2 separate regions of the Homo sapiens genome follow, and region 1 is linked to region 2. A link is an interaction called in ENCODE POLR2A ChIA-PET data of the cell type or tissue named here. Cell type or tissue: MCF 10A. All regions are shown on one strand. Each heading gives the region's core, and the rest is flanking DNA. Links, peaks and the distances in the headings are about the cores only.

Region 1 (5,685 bases), core at 1,496-3,995, 57 kb after region 2:
CCAGGAACTAATCCAAAGGAGGCCTTCACAGAGTCCTGCCTACCCACTAAAGCAGAGTGTGGCAGGGTTGGTGTGAGCTGGAGGAGGTGTTGATGTTGCAAGTCAACTTGTGCTGTAGCCTCAGTCCTACTTTCAGGCATGAAGGCCCAGGAGGTAGAGAGCGCTGTACTCTCAACATGTCCAAACACAGACCCATGCAGGGGACCCCCAGATCTGAGCCTCTCGCCATGGTCTATGTCTCAGTGAGTGGTATTAGTATCCATCCAATCACGAAGGAATGAAACCAAAACATGACTCATGACCTCACCCTCTTCCTCACCCTCAGTAATAGGTCCACCAAATCATGTCAGTGATGAACATCTTCAAACCTTCTTTCTTTTCTTCTTTCTGCCACCACCACAGCTGCACAGTGCCACACTGCCTCCCTCCCAGACTACAGCAGTAGCTTTCTAACTGTTCCCTTCACACCCATCCCAGCCTGTCTCAGTCCCCTCCCAACCCAGCCACCAGAATGATCTTTCCATCTGTAGAGATGTACAGAGTTTGGCGCAGCAACTCTCTTCACGTAAGAGGAATTTTTTGAAAAGTCTCTGGGGGTTGACGCTTAGATCCTAAGAGCCCTCAAGTGTCGGGTGGAGGTGAGAAGGATTTGCTGGTTGTGCTATAAGTTGGAAAAGAAAAAGAAAGGGTGGAAGGGGAGGTGATGTGAGGCCATGTGGTTGTGATAGGTCCCCCAGCATCCCCCACACTGACCTTCAGTAAAAAACTCAGAAAATAACAAAATGCTTAACGAAACCTGATTTCCCATGGGAATCAGTGAAAGGCCTGGGCTTTGGGTCTAGACCAATAGTGAGCGGAGACAGAGACAGTGGCTTAGGGATGGCAGAGTGTGGATTGGGAAGGAGGCAGGTGTGGGGAGGCTCCGAAGCAGCACACACAGATGCAGATAGGACAGAACTGTAGGAGGCTCTTAAAACTGGAGGAGGGCTTTGACTGTTTCAGTTCTGAGGAATCTAGGTGCAGGCCAAGATTAACCAGTCCTGATGGGGGTCCCAGTTGGCATCTGAATTACACGTCTATATGATAATAATATGAATAGACACCATTTATTCAGCAGTGTGCTATGGTTTTTTTTATATGTAGTATCTCATTTGATTCTATTTTCATAAAAACTGCAAGGGGTAAGTATTATTATTGCCTTACTTTACGAGGTTCCATCCTGTTATAATCTAAGTTCGTTTTCTCTCCATTTTTAAGATAAACAATAACTGTAGGGCGGCATAAAGTTCCCTGAACCACACAACAAAGAAAGTTAAAAGATGCAAAAGGTAATCACCGAAAAGGAAACTGAAGTGCAGAGACCCTGGCAGCCTGGCTCCTGAGCCTATGCTCTTGGCCACTGTATGTTCTCAATCTCTCTTCCCTCCCCTCCTCTTCCCTCCTTTCTTATCTTCTTCCATCTATCCACTCATCCATCCATCCATCCATCAAGCCTCCATCCATCTATCCAACTATATTTCTGACCATATCTCTCTCTATATATACATAGTTGGAGGTAGATATAGATATAGATATAGATATAGATATAGATATAGATATAGCTATCTAAGTTGACATGCCAGAGGCCATGTCAGCTTAGAAGTCCCACAGCAACCTCAAACTCAGTATGCCCCAAACCGAACCTCCCGTCTTCCTGGTCCTACATGTATATATATATACATATATATATATGTGTGTGTGTTTATTTCTGACCATAGATATAGATAGGTAGATAGAAAGAAAGGAAGAAACATATGTATCTCCAACTATAGAGATAATTCCTCTTTAGGTGGGAGGTTGAATTACAGAACCTAAAAGTTTCCTTTCCGTTCTCAAGTTCTCTGAGGTTTAGTTTATTTTAGACTATATTTTGATTATTTTTGGCAGGTGTTTATCTTCCTAACTTGTTTGGATTTACCGAAACATACATTTCAGGGCTAGCATGGATCTAGGAGAAAGACCAAGTCCCTCATGTTGAGAGTGAGAAGAAGTGACCCACTAAATCTCACCTGGTCCAGGCCTCTGCCTGTTTCACATTATTTTGAATTCTGGATACGTGGCAAGTGGTGATAAGGACAACAATCCAACTAGGTAATGAGTAAGAGAGAGTGACAGCCTGGAATTAGAGTGTAATCTGTTTTTACCACATGTGTATGCTAACAGTCAGTGATGATTGTGACAGTGGTCATGACTCCAGCAATTCACAGGTCCCTACACCTGAAGAGATTTAGAGACCTCATCCAATGTACTTCTTGCCTCCTGATAACTAATGCCTGATTCATTCCAGAGATGAACAAATTTAAAAGAACGTGCTATTTAAAATAAAAAAAAGGAATTTTAAAACCTTTTCTAGCTTTTATTTCTTTCTGAGGAGTTCCCTCCTGTTATATGCTTATTTTTTTTACCTTCATTTTAAAAATAAATAACTGTAGAACAGCATATAGTTCTCTGAACCACACAGCAAAAGAAAGTAAAAGGAAGCAAAAAGAAGCTTGCTCTATGGTCATGGGCAGTAAGAGACTGATGATACAGGAGAAGTTGGATTTGAGGATATGAAAGCTGGAAACAGCTGGTTCAGGCTGCACCGGAACACACACATTACACCCATGCCAATTGCTGTCTTTTCAAACTCCAGGAAGCCTGGCATGGGTGAAGCTGAGTCACGTGGAGGCTGTGCCGAAGCCTGGTTGTGCCGTAAGTTTTGTGTGCAGCAGGCTCTATCTTTCTCTCAGAAGTGAGTTGGGTGAGCCCTTGGTATCCAACCCTCCCTACAGTCACCTCCTTTGAGAAGAAAAAAATAAGACCCAGAAGGTAGTATTATCATTTATTGAGTAGCTACACTGTGGCCAGAACTAAGCTTTACATGTTTTATATCACTTATTTATCTCAACAATCTTGAAAGGGTGGTATTATTTTCCCCGTCTTATAGGTGAAGACTCTGAGGTTCAGAAAGTTAAAGTGATATCGCCAGGGTTCCTGACTGGTAAGTGATGGAGGCTGAATTTGAGCCAGATCTATATGCTCCATCATCACTCTCCTGGGGAAAAGAGCCTAGATGTGTTCTATCTGCATTCCTGCTTAGATTCTGCATGACTTCTCCTGTCCATCCCCTTGGCCCCCTCTCCTCTAGTCCATGAGATTACAGCTTTGCACACTGACAGGAGGGTCCTTCCTTCTTAGCCTACACATACAACCAGGTGTCAAAGGATGGAAGGGTTCATCTCACACACTCACAGACCATGTAGACTATTCAATCTACACCTCCAGCTCGAACTCAGAACATTGACAGGAACCTGCTCTTCAATCTTTCACCTCCCCTTTCTCCATGAAACGAACGTCAACATTCACACAGCAGCCCATCCCCAGCCTACAGGGCGGCCCCTGCCAGATCATGCTTCCCACTGTGGAAGAAGGCATGTACGAGTGAGTGGGCTCATCGGTTGACCTCTGTGTGAGATGGCACGTGGTCCTACCCTGCAGAGTCAGAGCACAGAATTCCAAGTGTAGCACAGGTGTGGCAATTCAGAAGAGCAGCTGTCAACACATCTGAGGGCACAGACCCCCCTATCATGCCAGGCTGGGAGAGGCCACTCCTGTATTTGGCAGGTGGCTTGTGCCCAGTGGCATCAAGGCTATGGCAGGGTATAGCAGAGATCTAAGGCCAAGTGGAAGTAGAGCTGTCGCTTTGATTTTGAAAATCAAATGAATGGCCTTTACAAACTTCCACCCACAATTCTTTGAAAAGGGATGAGTAACTCTGACCCTACTCTTACCTCCCTCCCCATCAATTCAAGCTGAATTAAGAGAAATCCTATGTGGATACACAGATACAATGACCTCAGCTCTGTCTAGCACCACTTTCAGGGAGGCGGATGTCCTCACTGGGCCCTCTTGCATCTCTTCAAAATGGGAATGACCAAGTTTGGATTTATTATTCTATTCTTGAATCCCAAAGACCATCCTAAGAGCAAAATATGCTCCTTGAAGGATGAGGATGTGGAGAAGCACGGTATCTTTAAAAAACAAGGGAAGGGAGTCTCAGATTAAGAAAACTGGAGAAATGGGCATGTCAGTAGGATGAGGATGCCTAGTGGCAGGTGCAGGATGTCTGTGACTTTGTCGTGTGTGGGAGAAATGACCTTTCTCAGGATGTGGGAATATAATAGGCTGTACTCCTGATGACCTTGACCATCCTAATCACACTTGTGTGATGCCAGGGCCCCAGGTTCCACCCAAGTTTTACTTTATAGCTATTCCCAAGTTTCCCTATTAATCAAGAAAATTAATGAATAAGGAATAAGGTGATCATTCTTCAGGTTATGGGTTGAAATAGACACAGAAATCAACTCAGCTGAATATAGCATGTGGAATCAGTCCTCCAGAAGGCAGCTTTCTCTCTTTCTGGGGGTGTATAATAAGACATAACTTGGCCGGTTGTGGGAGTCCTCATCAGCCGTGACAGACCAAGTCCTCACCCATGGCCAGGAATGAGGCACAGGCTTTTGGATGTGCGTGTATGAGCAAACGTACACAGAAACCGCCACACCCACACCTCACATACCATGACAGGGTGGAGTATTTGTTGTCCTTATGTTAACCTTGTCACCGTTTTCAGAAATTCTGGGCTTTGATGGTGCTGCGTCCATCAGGACACAGTCCAGAAATTCTCAGCAGCCTTAAAAGGCACCTTTCCAGCAACATTCCCTTCATCTGCCCCTCACATCTGGGCATCCTGGACTCCAAGCAGTTCACAACCATAAGTAAGATTTACTTCCTAAGGGGAAGCAGGAGTCATGTCTGGCCATGTCTCACCTCCAAGCTTGTATTTGCAAGCCCACACCACCCACCCATAATACCCTCTTTCGGCATTTGCTCAAGCTGCACAACTTGGTCACGGAATTTGAGGGGAGAGGTGTTCTGGTTAATGATGAGTTACCATATAGCTATCTTCCAAAGATAAAATTAAAAGCCACAGCAATAACTATTAGTTTGAACAATATTTAATCTCTGATGCTTCAGAAGGCACTTTGAGATCTTGAAGGGCCTTAGGGTTGAGTCTTTGATGGTGACTATGGCTCCTTAGGGTGCTGTGTGGATGTACAAGAGCACTGGCTAAGGAGAGGTGGCAGCATGCAACAAGGGTAAGAACCTCAGCTCTTTCCCTAAATGGCAGGCTGACCCGGGGTTAGTCACTTCCCTTCCCCAGCAGCACTGCGTCAGAGCTTCTCTGAGGCCCCTCTTACCTCTGATATTCTATTAAGACTGGCAGAGGATGTATTGTGTGGGTTTTCTATCACTGGAACTGAGAAAAATTTAAAACTACCTGCATCAGCACAGAGAAGATCTGAAACGGTTCTTGGGTGTTTATAAAGCCCGTGGGCTGGGCTCCCATCTTGATGTCAGCCCAGCCCTGGGGTCAGTGCAGACTGAGATACGGAGCAGGAAAGCAGGAAGAACGGGAGTAGCAGAGTCAGGGACGACAGCACAGTTGGTGATTGAATTTATCAAGCCTGTGGAGAAGGACTCTCCCTGGTGGAGGTAGTGGCATAAATATGTGGTCACTTATCCTGCCTTCTCAGACCAACAAGAGCTGTTCTGCTATCAATCAACCGAGAGATTGGGTTACAGGGACGTATCCTGTCTTTG
Region 2 (2,500 bases), core at 1-2,500:
GATGTGGGGCCCCCCAACCGGGAGAAGGTGCCTGGGGTTACCGCTTCACGGAGGACTCCTTGCCAGGGGGTCCCCAGGGTCCTACTGCCGGGGTCTGGCTCAGTGTTGCTTGGGGACCTCTGTCTCCAGTGGCAGCATCTAGGTCCCCTGCAGCGCTTCCTTCCCCAGATGCTGCCTCCATGCTGGTCCACACATCTGCAGCTGGAGTTCCCAAGATCCACACATCTGCAGCTGGAGTTCCCAAGGTCCACATGCCTGCAGCTGGAGTTGTTTCTCCAATGGAACCCTGAGATTGTTGCTTAGAAACTGGCGTTGCTTGTGGGAGGATTTCCCAGGCCAAAGTTTCTGAGACCAGAGCTGGTGGCCCAATGGTTCCTAGGACCTTTTTGGCTGCATCAAGAGCTATCCTGACCCCCTCTATGTCCTCCCTTGGCCTATCAGCCTTGGTAGTTGTCATCTCCCTCCTGTCCTTGCTGGCTCTAGCCCTGTTTGTCACCGAGCTTCTGGTGCCCTCCCAAACACCTTCTGTTGTATTGGACATGCTTCTGCTCTTTGAAGGTGGACTCTCTGGAATCGGAGCAGGTGCTTTGACAGAACCCTCTGCCCAGCTGCCTGTCCCTGGAGCTGCTGGCCTGGTTGCTCCTGGGGTTCGTCTTCCCTCAGCTGAAGCTGTAGTCTTGCTGGTTCCTGGAGTGGAAGCAACTGTGTCCCATGCTGTCCCCTGTCCTAAGGTCTGGGTGGTTCCTGGGGTCCATCTGTTGGCCACTGGAGACGCTGTTCCATAGGATCTCATGGTGAGCTCCCCAGCAGCTGGAGTGGCTGTGGGGAGGGTGCTGGCGGGACCTGTGTGGACAGCAGAGGGAGGCCACATGGGAAGGCTGGCAGGCCACCTACTGGATTTGGCAAAGGACACCAGGTTTAAAATGTCTGCTAAGTGGAATGCAACCTCACTAAGAGTTGCAGTCTTTGACCAATAGGTTGGATAAAATAAAAAATAGGAAAATGTTTCATTCTCCAGTTTGTGGCAAACATTCTCTCGTCTGTGGCAGACACTGACATGTTATACTCCTATTTCCTTCTCCCATGCCCACATATTTTCTATCCAGCTGTCTTGAATTCCCAAGCTGTTTTCTCCAGAGGCCCACCGCCCAGCAGGTATTGTTCTTCAAAAAAGGTAAAAGAAACACTCCACTTCTAGCAGAGCAGCCCGTTGCAGCAGGCGGCTGGAGAGCAGCATCTAATAGAACTAACCTGCTTTCAGGCTGCCTCCTGTCATGCTGTCTCCTCTGCCAAGTGGCCTTTCACAGCCTGGAGGCCCTTCCTATGCTCTGGGTGCCTGACTTGGGATCAACAAACAGAACCTGCTGCAGAGGGCCTAGGCCTGGGAGCTGTCAGATGTTGGCTGAGGGACTCAGCAAGAGTCTGTGTGAAGGACAGCCCAGTTGCAATTCTTCTGTCCTGCCTGTCACACCTCCTCTGCAGTGCTGCCGCTTCTCTGCATGTCTGAACATGCAGCTATCAGGATCCTAAGAAGCCACGTCATCCCATTCTTGGAGCCGTCTCCAAATATATATTTCATGACATTTGGGGGACACAGGTGGGAGAGTGTACATGCATTCACTGGGGAAGTTTTTCCTAAAATCTTCCTTTTTTTTGAAGGCAGCCTTCTTCTGAAATGAAAGCCTACTTCTTAAAGTCTTTGCCTTGCCCCAGCTTTTCATTGTCACTTCCCTAATGTTTCAAGCCCTTCTGGGTCTCTGAGGCTTCTCTCCCACTTTCTCCTTCCTAGAACGTGCTTCACCAAGCTTGGCCCATCAGCCGTCAGCTCATACCTGCAGAGATGGTCAGATTCATGCTTAAGAACAGCATGTTGTTTTCACTTCCAATGCCGCAGAGGTAGCATCCGATGTCATCCGGGGACAGTTGGGACAGCCTCACCACAAACAAGCCTCTCTGTGGAAAGTCTGTGAGGGCCACACGGTCACGATAGCGATGGTGAGTATACTGGTTGGTGGACACAATGGTCTGGCAGATCCATCTTGGGGGCCCCAGACGGCACCAGTACTTCCTCTGGTGCCTGTTGACAGATGAGGGGGCATAATGGCACTGGATGGTGACAGCTCCTCCAGGCTCCCCTGACACCAGCCTTGAGCCCTTCAATGAATTTGGAGCTGCAGACAGAGAAGGAAGTCAAAGGAGAGGAAGTGGTGAGCATAGTCACTGTTTGGGGACTCACGAACTCTGAACTCTGCCAGAATTAGGGGTCAAGTCAGAAAATACCACTGTGAACATGGAGCAGAATCAATATAAAAATGGCAGAACTCAGCCATTGGGAAAGCAGATGTTGTCCCAAGGTATGGAAGATGAAAATGTAATCATAATCTTACCCACCTTGATAAGCTAACACTTATCCTGAGCTATCCTGGTCCATCCAGAGCCTGGGTTCCCCTGTGCTCCAATGCAGATGTTTAAAAAGATGCCATCTAAGCACACATGAGAG

Evidence for each region. Peaks named below come from ENCODE experiments on the same cell type or tissue, not always from the same donor. Only the 100,000 strongest peaks of a DNase experiment are listed, where the experiment ranks them.
Region 1: POLR2A ChIA-PET joins it to region 2 with 5 read pairs; 3 of 35 experiments call an interaction of 5 or more read pairs at or near these places.

Annotation. Positions count from the first base shown.
Region 1 is chr1:207,015,672-207,021,356 of GRCh38, forward strand. C1orf116 (chromosome 1 open reading frame 116) reads right to left here. Exons shown (of 4, transcript NM_023938.6): 4 at 2,851-5,685. Among named protein-coding and RNA genes, the nearest start is that of C1orf116, 14 kb to the right of the region's middle. RefSeq lists an enhancer at 3,876-5,075. In MCF 10A, for the core only: no CTCF peak of the experiment used is centred there; a DNase peak (open chromatin) is centred at 2,680.
Region 2 is chr1:206,960,381-206,962,880 of GRCh38, forward strand. It overlaps FCAMR (Fc alpha and mu receptor), which reads right to left. Exons shown (of 8, transcript NM_001170631.2): 5 at 1,833-2,171; 6 at 42-843. Among named protein-coding and RNA genes, the nearest start is that of FCAMR, 8.8 kb to the right of the region's middle. RefSeq lists an enhancer at 1,188-2,387. In MCF 10A, for the core only: no CTCF peak of the experiment used is centred there; a DNase peak (open chromatin) is centred at 1,491.